2 separate regions of the Mus musculus genome follow, and region 2 is linked to region 1. A link is a contact called in ENCODE Hi-C data. All regions are on one chromosome and are shown on one strand. The core of a region is the stretch at or near the end of the contact, and the rest is flanking DNA. Distances in the headings are between cores, read along the strand shown. Region 1 holds the start of Adcy2 (adenylate cyclase 2). Region 2 holds the start of Fastkd3 (FAST kinase domains 3).

Region 1 (7,668 bases), core at 3,448-5,947:
TTATAATTACCTTTAATATTTTAATTGGGTATAGAGTTTTCTCTTTGATCCAAAGAGGTAGGTTAAAAGTCATTCCATTATGTACAAGAGTAGAATAAACTTGTTTGAAAACACCTTATAATAAATAAACCACTTTATCACTGCAAATATAAATTAACTAAAGCTCATAGGTTTTACATGATTTTTCCAAGGATGTACCATCAACTTTTAAGAAAGTTATTATCTGAACACTGACAGTTACTATCAGACAGAGTGGAATAATACTAGTGGTAGGTTTGATTTATTTACAAATTCAGAAATAAAGTCATAAATCAGCCGATGTGCAGTGGTTTAAAACCATAACCTATGTTGTCTGAATGGAATGAGGGAGATGGAATTGGAGAGAAATACTCTTAAACAATGCCATAGCATTGTGTAGCACAGTGCTATAATCTCTCAGTATATTATACTTGAATCTTAGGATGTTTCTAGAATATTCCCTAACAATTTTTAATGTATTTAGTGCTCTAATTTGGAGGATCATACTCCCCACACATCCTTGCCAAGGCTCTGGTCTTGGTTCTCAGCGGGAGGCACTAGTAGGATCATGTGGGTCTATTTTAGTTGCTTTCTTCCTTGCTGCTACGAAATAACCAACAAAAGCAATGTAATGAAAGACGGTTTATTGTAGCACACAGTTCAAAGACAGAGTCTATCATGCAGTAGGAGCTCAGTGGCTGATTACATTGTATCCAGCCAGAAGCAGAGAGGTTAGTGATGGTTTCTCCTTTGTATTCTTCCCAGGACCTCAGCCCTTGAAATGATACTGTCCACTTAATAAACTCCACTAGAAACTCCCTTATAGTCAGACCTAGAGGTTTGTCTTGGGTGACTTTGGAATCTGTCAAATTGACAATCAATATTAAACATTAAAAAGCTCAAACTTTATCAGTGAATTCATTCCTTGATCTCTTTATCTTCATCCCCAAATCCATTCCCATCTCTCCACTCCTACCCGATCTCTCCACTTGTCTATCATTGTGAGCCACTTCCTTCTCCTCTCCTTTCTATTGAACCATGCACAGTGCTAAGTGACCGTGAACCAGATTTCTAAATTCATGCCCCTAAATCAATCCTTCCCTTAAAGATGTCTCAGTGATTTTTGCCACAGCAAAGAAAAGTGTCTGATTCAATAAAAATGTAAATGTTAGCTGAGAACATAAAACATATTCCACGGTGATAATGAAAATTTTGGCAGACCATTCATCCTTTTTATATGTGTATTTTAGTAACATACTTGCCAGAGAGAAAGATGAACACACAGGCAAGCACTACGCTCCTCTCACCTGTATTCCTGTGTTGGCTGGCACGTGTCCACCTCTGTCCTTGGTGTGCTTCCTGGCTTGCCTTTATTTAATCATTGTGGACTCTGTGGACATTGGGAGGAGTATGACAACACCCTTATTGACTGAACTAATCCAACTGGATCTGAAACAGGAACGAAGAGATGGGTTCATTTAAAGTAAAACTCACTTGTGCGTAAACCTGCCCTGCAGTGTGATAACTTTGTTTTCAGTCAATGAGATGGGGCATAGGGTATGGGAGGTCTGATCAGGAGGCATGGGCAGAGTCTTGCACAGAAAAAACTTGCCTGCAGCCAGACAATTCAGAGGCTCCAGTTACAGGCGAAGATAGGAAACCTTTTGGATACAACTTGCTAGGAGAACTGGCTTTCTAATTTGTAGAACCATCTACAGTGTGCAAGGCTCCTTTTTGAAAACTATTAAGAATTCAAAGTGAAGGTAACAAAACCTTGCACCAAGTACTTAAGCCCCTCCCCAGAGAGCCTGCCTGCTGCTTCTCCCTAGCAAGATAGAAGGGTGCCCTCTAGCGTTGCAGGAAAGATGACGTTTTCAAATGTTCTTTTCCTCCCACAGGCCTAGTTAGAGCCTCCATAGTTGATTTCTTTGTGCATTTTGTCACAAATTGATGCAGGGTACATTTATGGGCAAGCCCCCTTGCTCCATATGCCTTACTGCTTTGCAGCAGTGCTGACACCTGAAGGCGCAGAGATGAGCTAGAGGACTCCTTAGGGTCCCTTTATTGTCACAAGCCTATATTTCATGTCTTGGCTTTCTACTAAAGGTTATTTCTCATTTTGTCTCACACCGCTTAGGGGTTATCTTTCCTCTTCTTTTGCCTCCCTTTCAAAAATAAGAACTGTTGCAAACTTTGTAAAAGATTCTTGGTCCCATGGATACCAAAACACTGACAGAATAACAATCATTTTAAATAGTTCACTTTTTTTCTTTTTAGTATTGCATGTGAAACATTGACAGAGGCTCTCATAAAAAATAAACACCCCAAACGAAACAGAACAACAAGTCCTGATGCGACCACAGAGGAGGCAGACACCACCTTAACTGCCATGGTGCTTCCTTCCAAAGACTGGTGTGTGGTGACTCCATTGAGGGAGAGGGAGAGCAAAGCAGAGAGGAACACTGGGTTTTATTCCTGGTTGCTTCCATGGGTCTCTGTCTTTCTAAGGACACAGGGAACACCTCCAATGGCCCCAGGCTGTCTATACTCCCCCCCCCCATCAGCATTTAGTGCATGTATGGTAGGCACAAAATAAATATTTGTTTAATTAAATGGAAGAGTGGGACACTAAACACCCCCTAAAGGCACATGCAGGGTCTTTCCAGTTAGATTTTTGTCTTTATTTCACTTTTACAAAATATTTTAAGATTACTTTAACAAAATCTCTTGAGCTGCAGTTTCTTACCACATATGTCATGGATGGACAACGGATGTTAAAATACATTTTTCTTTTCTGCTAGAGAAAAGAAAGTACTTAAGCATTGCTGTTCCCTCATAGGTCTTACACTTCCCCACCCTTTATACTTAGATCACTGATTGTCTTTTCTTCCTTCTCGTGTGGGTGAAGGAGAATGCTTCTTAGTGCTAGCAGTGAGGAAATGGGAGCTGGAGAGGAGGTGAGTAACAGAACTTCCCTAGCAGGGAGGGACTGGAAATGCACAATTCTGCCTAACCTAGACAGTCCTGCACATAGAATCTGCACAGCCTACTTAGCCATGTTTCCTGCGAGTGGATCAGCCCTGGCTATTTATAAGTTCTATTCATTAGTGCTATTTGTTGTTGAGGCTTGCTTTCGGGATGTCTAAACACCTATACAACCTTAAAATTTATGGTTGCTGGTTCAGAAGAAAGGGCCCAGTCAATCAGAGGGTTTGAGCCTGCAGGAGAAGTTGAGGCTCCATAGAAATGTCTGGTAAAGGGTGAGGTTTTGTTTATCAGAGGTCAAGCAGGGCAGGGAGGCTCCATGACAAGCTTGGTTTCACTATTAGGGATCCATCGTGATTTCCTCCAGGACTGGGTGAGGAAAGCTGGGATGTCCTGGATTTCAAGTCAACTCTCCCATTAACTCCATCCTTGCCCTCTATCGAGGTTGAGAACACAGCTGTGTCTTCACTCTCTGGGTCCAAAAATAAAATCCCTGGAAATCCCTGGGTCTGAGACTCTGTGCATGGCCTAGGTCCAGCATTTGAGAGTCACACAGTTATTCAGCTTACCTGTTCATGCTGGCTGGCTTGCAACTCAGGTAGGCAGGCTGCTGTCAGGGAACATGCAAAGGTCTAAGGCAGTTCCGGGCTGACAGAGAATGTGGAATAGCTCTTGAGGCGGTGTTGTGTTTTGGACTCCTTAGAAAATGATTTGGGGGAGAAAAATGGCTTGTGGGTTCTTTGGATGGAAGGACAGGAAAATAGGAACCTTCTAGAAGCAGTCTTTTGAAGGTCAGTGGTTAGTCCTGTCATCTAGAAAGAACAAAGGTTGAGGTCACAACCACGAAATGCCTGCCCAGCCTGTCCACGAGGATCTAGCTAGGTCTGTCATGCTTCGTGCATTTGGTCCCCGAGAGTGTCAAGCGGCATGGGATGAGTGATTCCCAAGCCAACCTTGCCCACAGAGGATGATTCTCATTCCTTGCTCCAACTTCTGTGCCATCCCTGTCTGACTGAAAGGGTTCTGGGGAGATCTGCGATGCCAAACACAGAGGTCCATAGGGTACTTCTAAGGCGCGGAGAGCAAAGGCAGAGAAAAGGAGAGGCCCGCTGCCTGAGGACCACAGGTGTCTCCAGTCACTGTGTAATTGAGTTCGTGGGGGCCATTCTTTCAAAAGGACTCCCACAAGTCCTGGAGGGTCCTAACTCCTGCTCTGTACTGGGAGTCAAATTACAATAGAGAAAGTGAGAAAGAAGCCACATTTTGCTAAGTAGGCATACTAAAGAGGGGTGGTCAGGGATATGGGACCCCCTCTCCAGGCTGGGGGGTATTAAAGCATGGCAGCCTTTTACACTGCTGCCTTGTGAGATCATGGAGAGGCAGTGGGGACTCTGGCAGTCAGGTGGGAGACTCCAGGAGCCCAACAGTAGCCCTCAGGCTGTTCTCTGCTGTAGTGGAGAACAAGGCTGAAGCCCCAATCTGCCTGGCTGGAGTCCAAAAGCGAGAGGAGGAGGCGCCCCACTGTGCAGCCTGCGACAGGCTGGAGGGCAAGGACTCGGTCTGAAGCTTTCTCTGGAGCCCAGCCTGGCCGTCGGGGGGCGGTGGTGGGCGCGGGCCGGCGCCGCCCCTGCGCGGAGGCCGGTGCGCTGCGCGCGGGGTGGGGCGAGGCGGGCCGAGGGGCCGGGTGGCTCCCGCCCTCGCGAGCGGTGGTGGCGGCGGCGGCGCCCGGGAGCTGCCCTGAGGCCGCCCCCGGCCCCCGCCCGCGCGTCAGCGCGCCCAGCCCGGGGCTCCGAGCTCCGCCCGCGCCCGAGGCCCCTGAGCACAGCTCCGGGCGGGCAGCCGGCGGGTCGCGAAGCGCGGGGGCGGCAGGCGGTAGGTGACCACAGAGCGGCGCTGCCCGGGCAGGGCGCGCACAGCGGGCGCCCCGCGAGCCGCCCCGATGTGGCAGGAGGCGATGCGGCGGCGCCGCTACCTGCGGGACCGCGCCGAGGCGGCGGCAGCAGCGGCGGCGGGCGGCGGCGAGGGGCTGCAGCGGTCCCGGGACTGGCTCTACGAGTCCTACTACTGCATGAGCCAGCAGCACCCTCTCATCGTCTTCCTGCTGCTCATCGTCATGGGCGCCTGCCTCGCCCTGCTCGCCGTCTTCTTCGCGCTCGGGCTGGTGAGTGGCCTCCCCGTGGCTCCGAGGGGACCGCGCAGGCGACCGTGTCCCGCCCCAGGCTGCTCCTCACCCCTGTGCCCTGCCCGAGGCCGGCCTGGCTAGGGCGAGAGCTGTGGACAGAGGAAAAGTTTCCTTGGAAGGCTTTGCCCAAAATAAAGTTGCCAGGGCTTGCTCCAGGTGGACGGGCAGGGCGTGTGGGTTCAGCATCTCTGCGCCCCGTGGCCAACTCTGCGCTTTCTCCCGGCGCCGCTGCCCGCAGCAGAGGCAGTCCTCAGGCTTCCTTGGCGCGCTAGCTGCCTCCCATCCCTGTCCGCGGAACGCCCCCGGCTCTCCTCTCTGAGTTTGGTCTGGGCATCATTTAACTCTTAAAAAACAAGGTGCTTTGGGAAAGCAGTTCATGACAGCGAAAATGAAAACCAGATAATGTTGTGCATCTTGGCTTTTGAATCTTTTCGTGTTTAGCCATGTAGAGAGAAAGTGATGGAGTGTTGAGCAGATGCCCAAGCCTCATCTCCAGAGACTATAAGTGAGCTAAAAATGGAAGGGACCCTCGCTGCTTTCCCCTTTTTAGAGAAGTGCAGGACTCGATCATGGTTCCCTGCTGATGGTTAAAGCATGTTTTCACGGCTAGAAGCATTAACGCAGCTCAATAGCTGATGTCAGTTTTTCTGGTTCATAATTTTCAGTCAGGAATCTCAGGCTGGCTCCCTGGAGCCCTGTAAGGAAATCTGTAGATGGCGGTAACTTCCTCTTAGCGCTCCCTTCTCTTCAGTGTGGTTCAAACTTTTCCCCCTGACCATGATTTGCCTGTGCAGACTGTCTTGTCCGAGGCCTGGATCAGCTCGTGAGTTGTGTGGTTAGAGGATAATGCGGGATGTTTCTGCTGAACGGTGTTCCCAGAGCTTAGAATGTAAAGACATGCCTGTTTTCACCAGTCTCAAGCAGATTCAGCTCACGCTGCCTCAAGGACACAGAAACTCTGTTAGGTATTTGACAATTCGTTTTATATATCCGAACCATATGGCGCTCACATTATGAATCGGGAGGAAAAAGTTTCAGTCACGGTACAATTTTTTAAATGTCCCCCACGAGCGTGGGTCCTGTTTTCTGATTGAGTTCCATGAGGTAAGGAAAGATAATCCAACGTGGCAGACTATGACGTCACTGGCCCTCTCCAGTAGCAGGCCAAGCAGGGAGCTCCTTTGATCCTGGTAGCCTAGGTGTGAGAAGACGACAGCCCCACCCCTGCCGCACTTGCTTGTCCCTACTTATAAGACCAAAAAGAACTTAAAGAGAGATTTGGGGAAGGGGGGCGGGATCACGGGCGGGGCCAACAGTCTTTAAAGACCTCACCTCACTTTCACATTGCTGGCAAGAAAACATCACAGTTGTCCTTTGGAAACGTGTTCCTCCTAAGTGTTTCTGTTTGTGAGTAATTCAAATCCTTCTGGCTGGTTCCTTCCTAAACGGAGAGGAGCAGGTGATGGCCTATTTATAGTGCCATTAGTCTAGGGAGACAAGTGCGAAGTTCGTGTTCCCCAGGCACACTACTTTGTTTTCCAGGTTAGAACGCTCCAACTTCAACCACGTTGAATTAGGTACTCTTGAATGGGTCCGTGAGAAATTCATGCCAGGAGAACTTAAGGGACTTAAGGCTCCCTTTTCTAAGTTGCCTTTGTTCTTCCCATTTGTCCCTAAAGAGTCTCTTTTATGTTCTGTTTTGCTTAGTTGAAATGTTGGAAAGATAGCCTTTAAAAAGTCTTTGAAACCTTCATAGATAAATACCATATACAATGTATTTAATCACATCCGACTTCACTCCACTCCCTCAATCTCTCCAGAGTCTATCTCCCTCTCTTCTTTAATACCAAAAGACAAAGCAAAACAAAATAACAAAAACCTGGGGTCCATTTGTGCCGTCCATGTGTGCATAGCAGTGAGATTATACATTGGTGCATGGGAAACCACCCTTTCTTGCAGAAGCCATCAGCAGCCAACAGCTCTTCTGCTAGGGCTAGGGCCTCATGCCATTTTAAGGGGCATCATTGTATTTCCTTAGTATGCTCATCATTTCCACACCTGTCTTCATTCAGCTAAATCATTGTAACCAGAGTTGGTATTTCCTTAACTTGGCTGTCACCCAGAGCAAGATCCACACACGACATGAAATGGAGTCTGTTCCTCCATGCTCCTGGTTGGCTTCGTGCCCACTATGTAAATTTTCAGTGTAAACTGCAGACATGTTCCAGGGAGGATGCCTGGATCTAGTCCAAAGGTTACCTTCTGGTGAGGAACAGGGCTCCAGCGTTCTATGAAAGGAGAAAGGCCTGAGGGATGTGGGCACTGTCTTCCAATACCTCAACACAGGAGCAGAGACTGTGTGACCCCTAGGTTCACAAAGACTTATCTCTCTTTTGTTTCTTGAAAAATTGTAGGCAGTATCTCCACTTTCAAACAGGACCCCCCCCCACCCCGTCCAGATCTTCAAAGACAGTTAAGGTAGG
Region 2 (7,668 bases), core at 2,940-5,439, 420 kb after region 1:
CATACTGAATTAAAGCTGTAGAAAGACGATTTGTAGGAAATCTAAATTAACGATAAACATCTGAAAGCGTGATCAAGGCCATTACTGCTCATTCAAATATAATTTGAACATGTGGCAGGGCAGACCCTCTCAGGAGAGAAATGACAAGGTTTCAAAGGACCAAGCACACTACAGCTGAGGCGTGGAAGTCATGGCTGTCCCCTTCACCTACTGCTGGGCACAGATGATGTGTATCCCTGCTAGGGGGAAACGTCTGCCTGCATCCACAATTCATTCAGGAACCCCCGCCCCACCTCAACCCACCCATTTAAGAATCTAGTCCACGGGTTTTTAAAGAGACTCTCGGATAGTGAGTGGAAAGTCAGAACAATGCCACAGAATTCACAGCCATGGCCTAGGCTCCCTATCTGGCACTCGGGCATGGCCACTGCTAGCTGGACAGAAACAAACTGCGCCTCCTTTGTCAGCCCTACCTGCGGCTTCAAATGGGAAAGCAGCACACAGGGAGCGCACATGGTTTCCCTAAATCTGGGTGGAGAAACGGCTGTTTTAGTCTTTCGAGGGTGTAGGGTAGGCAGACATCAGAGCAGCCCAGGCAGCTGTAAAGACTAGTTCTGTTTCTTATTCATGGATGTTACTCTTCAATCAGATACTGAGTGAGCACAGAGGGGCAGGGGTGTGAGCCAGCCCTGGGGGATGCCAATTCTAACTCTACAGGAGCTTTGTGAGTTAGGAGAACAGGCCGTGTGGAAAAGGCAAGCGCCAGCTGAACTAGGGCAACCTGCTGGGCGTGGCTAAGGAGACACTCAGCAGTCACTCTGCCTCTGTCCAGTCTAGAGTAACACAGCAGTGACGTGAATGCGAGAGCCTGCTGGGAAATCTGTCATAGTGAATCTCTCTTGTCTGATGAAGTCTAAGGAACTACACGGCCAGAAACCCATCTTCTAGGACAAGAATGAGGAAAGGGAACGGGGGTGGGTGGGAGGAAACAGGACAAAAGATGTCTGGGACCAATCCAGCCTATGAGAAAGCTCTGCTCTTTGGGACCAACATCAAAGGAAATTGAAGATGTTTAGTGCACAAAAGATGAGCATCCTGGGGACATAAGTCACACCACTCGTGTTTCTGTTCTCACCTTATAGAACGGACACTCTAGGACGGAGGTTAGGAAAAGTTGGGTCAGCTGTGCCAGGCTCAATCTGTCCAAATATGACTCTTTACCTGGGGAAAAAAAAAACAACTATTGGCTTGGAATGTTGGCATGTAAATGAGGGATTATAATTATAAAACCACCCAGCTACTTCCGGAGCAAGCAGTCTGAAACGACACTGGAGCTCTCAGTGTAAGCAGTGCCTGACCACATCCCAAGTTATACATCACTTCTTAACCGCCTCACCTTGCAGCCGCTGAAGGAAAAAGGGGCTGAATAGTTTTGACATGAAGTTGACGGGATGTCGCTCAATCAGCGCACATGAATGAAGGAGCCTCAGTAGCATCTTTGGTGGGAAGTGATGTAAACGGGCACAGAGCACATTTTCTACCTTCCTAAACAGGGCAGGGGCGTTTGGTGGCACGTAATTGAGCTTTCCAAATGGCTCAATTAGCTCGGCAATCTGACTAGGTGAAAGTCTGTCCCACTGGCAAACAACGATCTCTGAGACTACGTCGAAGATGGGCTTGGAGAGAATCCGTTTCCTGCTGCAGTACCCCATCACGGAGCTGGCCACAGCGGGGTCCAGGGAGAAGCACAGGGCGGACACATGTTGCTCTAAGGCCTCTGTGAAGAACCTGTCACTGTGTCCGAAATAGACAAACGCCTCCAAGACCTTCCTGAGCTCTTCGTTGGTAAAACGGGGGATGTATCTCACAACGTACTTGCCCAGCTTTATAAGCAGTGGGAGTGCGTGAGTCTGGTCCAGGGCCACTAAGGCGGTGAGGACATGGCTAATGGATTTAGGGCTCAGGTAGGGAACTACTGAAATGGAGAAGTTGTTTAATGTGTTTAAGAACATCTGGTGTTTGTCTACTTCTTCAGGACACACCTGCAGAATCCTATAAACGGACGTGATCTCCTCTGGAGCAAATGTTTCCACACTTTTACTTTGAAGTTGACGGACAACCAGCTTCAGGGTCTCACAACTCGCACCTTGAAGCATGGCCAGACTTTCCCCAAGGACACAAAGATGGTGGACTTCGAGGTTGCCTCTTTGGAGACGACGTTGGCATTCTGCCACCAGGCTCAGCATCAGGCTACTTTGAGGATCTGCAGGCAACAACGTAAGCAGAGATTGCAAAGCTGTCACCAAACCAGCATTGGTCAGGTGTGAGGGGTCTCGCTCACACCGGAGGCAAAGAGCCTGGAAGGCACGGTTCTCCAGCACTCCTTCTGGCAGCCTTTGCTCACCATCCCTCCTCCCTATCTCACAGATCCTGAGTAGAGCTGCCATTGCCAGAGGGACAGGCAGGGTGTCCAGGGCACTTATGAAACTCAGCACTTCCTCAAAGGAAGTGAAGTAGCTTAGTCTCCTGAAAAGCATCTCTTCATCCTCGTTTTGAAGACTCTGTCCTGGCTGGTTCCATTCCTGCGCCTGGGAGGACCATGGCTCGCCCACGGGATGAAAGTCATTTCCCTTTTCTGAGTGGAAGTTTTTACAGTATGCGTGATGGAATCTGACCCTGAACAGCTCAGGTTGTAGGGAGCAGAAGCACACACTCAGGCGATCTGTGACTGCCTTTGGGGCATGACTGGCAGGGTGAATTTTCAGAGCAACCACAGCTCCAGGTATCCAAAGAATGGACTTATGACAAAAGGCCCTCCGCAGGGTGATGAACGCCATGCCATAGAATTCACAACATGTGACTTAGCATAAGAAAAACAAAAACAAAAACCATGGTCAAATGCTGAGAAAGACAACACCAACGCTACGAAACTAAGAATGAGTATCCCATGACAAAGATTAAAAAAAAAAAAGAACCTTGCAAAAATATTTTAAAAACCAAGGTTTACTTTTCCCACCGAGCCAGGAAACAAGAGAAAGCCTGGGAAGGGGGTCCCCACTCTCCTGGTCCTGATTGCCACACCCAATTGGCTGACACCCAACAGTTGCACCATAACTAGACAAGGCACCGGTAGAAGACATGCACACCCCTTTCTAGGCAGTGTCACTAGGTTTTTTTTTTTAAATGAACTATGCCTTATATCTAAACTCCTTGAGTCCTATGTGTATGTAAGGATCTCAGATTAATGTTTTACCACAACGTAATTCCTCTTCAAAGGCCATGTTCTATGGACAAAGTGAAGGGTGTGCACCAAGGCATGTCTCCTTTAATATGTTTAAAGTTGGCTGCTGATTAAATAGCCCCCCAAACCCCATAATCCTATACATAAGTTACTACTCAGGCTTTCAGGCTTACGCGTCTCTTCAGTTTTCAAAAAAGGCTATTTTTTGAGTAATCAGAACTCATTGACCTTGCTGCGCTCTGGCTCATTCTGAAATTTCTTTTCAGTGGCCCTTGAACACCTTAGTGTTGTCGGGTAGACTGAAGCATCATAGGGCTGACTTCCTGTGGCTTCACTGTGTCTGGGCGAGATGCTGGCTCCTAACCCTAACTGCGATCGCTGCCCAGCCCTTACTTTAAGTCCTGCCTATGGGCTAGGTTACTGTAATTCAGTTCGTCTGGTTGACGCTTTTCCCGCTAAGGACCCTGCAGCCCAAGGAAACCACCTCTGTGTACAGTGAAGCTGGGCGCGAAGAGGAAGAGCTGGAATTCAGATTCTACCTCCAAATCTCGACACTCACGTGATGGGGAAAGGGAACGTCAATGTTGATAATTGCGAGAGAGGAGGAGCAGCCGACAAGATTCAAACTCCGGGTATGAGCCGGGCAAAGCATGGTAATTCGCGCTGAGAAGCTGGGCTGGGGCTCACGCACAATCACAGAAAAGCAAGCGGAGCAGGGCAACGGCGGAGGCAGGCGCCGCGCGACCGGACCGGAGCCCACGGAGCACGAGTGGGGAAGCCCGGGGGTCCTAATCCCGAGACACTTACCGAGCGGCTCCAAGCCGCACCCGGGACAGGACAGACACGGAGCTTCCGAGCCCTGGGAGCGTCCGTACACGGACGCTGCCCCTTACCTGGAGAACATTCCGGCGCGTGCGCGGCACTAAGGCCACCCACCCACCCACATCCGGCGATCAGCGATTGGCCCAGGTCCGCCCGCATGTCTGTTGGCGGTCGTGCGGAGCATGCGTGCTGTGCCGCGCGCGTGCGCAGTGCTCCCGGACTGTGCCTGTCGGAGGAGAACGGGGTTCCGCGCGGGAATTCGCGCCTGGAGGTATTCGGCGGGGGACGGCGGGAGCGACGGAAGCGGTGGGGGAGCCGGGACTCGCGCCTGCGCAGTGGGGATGAGCCGCTGAGTTTTCCGGACCGCGGTGGGGTTCACGGGGAGCACTTGGGAGGCGGACCGCGGTGGGGTTCACGGGGAGCACTTGGGAGGAGTCGGCTCCGCCACCTTTCCCAAAACCTCGTGAGCTCGCACGTGTCACCCATTGGTCCTGTCGAGTCTGTGGCAGTGCTTCCCGATGAACCTTTGAAGGGTTTGTGTCCTAGCTCCCCAGCGGATAAGCCACAAGTGCTTAGAAACTAACTAGAGTTGATTCACTCAGGAAAAGATAATTTTATATAGGCCGGCTACCACTCAGCGTTAGCCACTGGATAGAATGGCGGAGTGTGGAATCCCAGAGCCCTTTATCTTCTTTTTCTCTTGGTTATCTCCGGGGTAAGGCATGAATTAGAAATACCGTCTCTGTGTAAAGTCCATGTACGCTGACTACTGATAGATGCAATGATGCCATCTTTGATGACGACCAGTGCTTTGATTAGGATCTAGCAGGAAACACGAACTCCCCAGTTTCACGTGAACATTGTACAGTTACAGTTTTGGTTTTTTAAAGATTACTTATTTATTTTATATATATGAGTATACTGTGGCTGTACTGATGGTTGTGAACCATCATGTCGTTTCTGGGACTTTGAATTCAGAACCTTTACTTGCTCCGGAGGATCCTGCTCGCTCCAGCCTAAAGGTTTATTTATTATTATATGTAAGTACACTGTAGCTGTCTTCAGAGGCACCAGAAGAGGGCGTCAGATCTCATTAGGGATGGTTGTGAGCTACCATGTGATTGCTGGGATTTGAACTCAGAACCTTGGGAAGAGCAGTCAGTGGTCTCTTAACTGCTGAGTTACAGTTTGTTTTTGTTTTTTGTTTTTGTTTTTTGTTTTTTTTTTGCTTTGTTTTTAAACGGCAGAAACAATAGCCTTTGTAAGCGACACTGTGTTTGAGCATGGCTTAGCCCCTTCACCATTCAGGCTTATGATCCTAATTCAGAGTACAAATGGGCAGAAAGGCAGATCACTCCTATAGTTAGGCACTAATGAATGACAGACACTTGCAAGACCCAACAGTAGCTAGAAATCAAGAGTGGGTTTCACGCCATCAGGGACAATTCAAAAACGTCACTTTTGTATACCTCCTGTCTTAATTCTCTCATACTGCGATTCGTTTAAAATCAGTGCTAAGGAACAAGTTTAGAGAAGGCTGTTTGAAATTATGTTTGGGTGTCCTGCGGGCTACCTGCTTCATTAAACAGTGTACCCCTTTCTTCCTTTTGTGGTTTTTAGTCTCACTGTTAGAGTTGCAGCTGATGACCTGAGGTGATGAGAAGGTTTTTGTTACTTTATGCTACACAGCGAGGACAGGCAAAGGCCATAGCAGAAGAAATAAGTGAGCAGGCTGTGTCACACGGGTTTTCCGCAGATCTTCACTGTATCAGTGAGTCAGAAAAGGTAAGAGCAGCTATTCCTGTGCATTTTCCTGTACTTTGTTGTGGAATGAGGCAGTATACCCATTTTTTGTTGCAGGGGGTTTGCCCAAGCTAGCCTTGAACTCACATTGTAGCTTTGGAGAAATGAACTTTGGATCCTCCTGCCAACTAGCTGAGTCTAAACACAGAATTATACATTTGAATTAGGTTTAAAAAAAACCTCACAGCCTCATTGCACTGCAGCCCATCTTCACTAGGATAGCTCCTGTTGCTCCTCGGTTCTTTCATTGTTTTAAAGTGTGTTTGTTTATTGGGACAGAACAGGGCTCTTTGTAGACCAGGCTGGCCTTGAACTCTAGAGAGCCACGGGCCTCTTTTATCTTTGTTTCTGCCTCACCTTGACCCTGTAAAACCCCTTTGCTCATGTTACTTGTGTGTGTGTGTGTGTGTGTGTGTGTGTGTATGTGTGTGTGCATATACCTACCCATGTACTGCCTTGCTGCTCAGCGTGTCCCTTGACAGATAATGGGCCTGTTTACTTCTCATGTTTTCCTGAAATACAGAATTCGATAACAGTCTGGGGGTAGATGGGGCTTTTCTTGTGTGCCATGTGGAGGGAAAAGTGTTAAACTCTTCTGACCTCCTGGTGCCATCAGCGAAAGTGAACTAGCCTTTGAGTTACTGGGCAGCGTTATTGAGGCATCTAGTCACAGCACTGTTGACCAGGATATGTTTACGGTAACTCGGCCAGAAGAAAAATTAGAAGGAAGCATGCAAGACAGGAGAGTGGGTTCATTGCCTCCAGTTGCTTTGTCTTGATCTTGCCAGCGTGTTAAATCACAAATCTGCACTACTTACTGCATCCTTGTTTTGTAGTATGATCTGAAAACAGAAACTGGCCCTCTGGTGATGGTTGTATCTACCACGGGTACAGGAGACCCACCTGACACAGCCCGGAAGTTTGTTAAAGAAATACACAACAAGACACTCCCCACGGACTATTTTGCTCACCTGCAATATGGATTATTGGGTAACTGACTGTTTCCCTTCTACTATATGCAGTTACTACTTTGATATATGAATATATCTTTCAAAATCTTGAAATAAAGTTGCATAGGCCTTTTTATTTTTATATAACTATTACATCTATGTAAAATGTAGAATTGTCAGTCATTCTCCAATTTGTCTTAATTCTCTCATACTGTGATTCGTTTAAAATCAGTGCCAAGGAACAAGTTTACCCCAGAGCAATGCTCTGATCTCTCCTCCCTCTGTCCTGGGTGTGTCTGAGGGGTCAAACCCAGGGCCTTGCAGTGAGGGGAGCACTTTACCACTTAGCCACACCCCAAACGCTGTACAGAACCTCTCCAGCAGCCTTGGAACTGTTTCAGAATGTTTACTAATGTCTAGGCCTCACTCCAAACCTTCTAAAACAGAGCAGCAGTCTTTGAAGGTGCAGACACTTGGTATATTTCATTGTTTAAGGTAACAGCAGGTCACAAAACCAAGTTATGTTCTTCGGAAATGTTCTTAATTACGTTCTCTAAGAACCTGACTTCAGCCTTGCGGTTTTCAGTCGCTAGCGCATTAGAACCCGCAAGGGAGTTTTAATAACTCCTTTACATTGACTTGCCCTGCCAGCAGTGACTCTGATATGAACAGGAAGGACCTGTTGTCAGTAGTTAGCTCAGAGTGTAATGCAGCTTGCCACCAAGGCTAATGACCTGATTTCAGTCTTCAAGAGCCACAGACCACAGATCCTGCACTTGCCCTACGTTATACCATGGTGTACACGCGCGCGCGCGCGCGCGTGTGTGTGTGTGTGTGTGTGTGTGTGTGTGT

The links. A loop is a pair of places that touch in the nucleus more often than their neighbours do.
Region 2: a loop to region 1 is called in a map of gastrocnemius, with 2.8 times the contacts of the local background. The contact joins the promoter of Fastkd3 here to the promoter of Adcy2 in region 1. A Hi-C loop is called at or near these places in 3 of 37 maps with a recorded cell type or tissue (gastrocnemius, heart and mouse trophoblast stem cell).

What each region holds. Positions count from the first base shown.
Region 1 is chr13:68,996,570-69,004,237 of GRCm38, reverse strand. Adcy2 (adenylate cyclase 2) reads left to right here and starts at 4,697. Exons shown (of 25, transcript NM_153534.2): 1 at 4,697-5,164. The coding sequence starts at 4,943. Gm35161 (a long non-coding RNA gene) reads right to left here and starts at 4,693. Exons shown (of 5, transcript XR_873632.3): 1 at 3,573-4,693; 2 at 1,326-1,467.
Region 2 is chr13:68,578,731-68,586,398 of GRCm38, reverse strand. It overlaps Fastkd3 (FAST kinase domains 3), which reads right to left and starts at 4,189. Exons shown (of 7, transcript NM_027123.5): 1 at 4,049-4,189; 2 at 1,397-2,860; 3 at 1,136-1,221. The coding sequence starts at 2,837. Mtrr (5-methyltetrahydrofolate-homocysteine methyltransferase reductase) reads left to right here and starts at 4,230. Exons shown (of 15, transcript NM_172480.3): 1 at 4,230-4,334; 2 at 5,684-5,848; 3 at 6,703-6,856. The coding sequence starts at 5,720.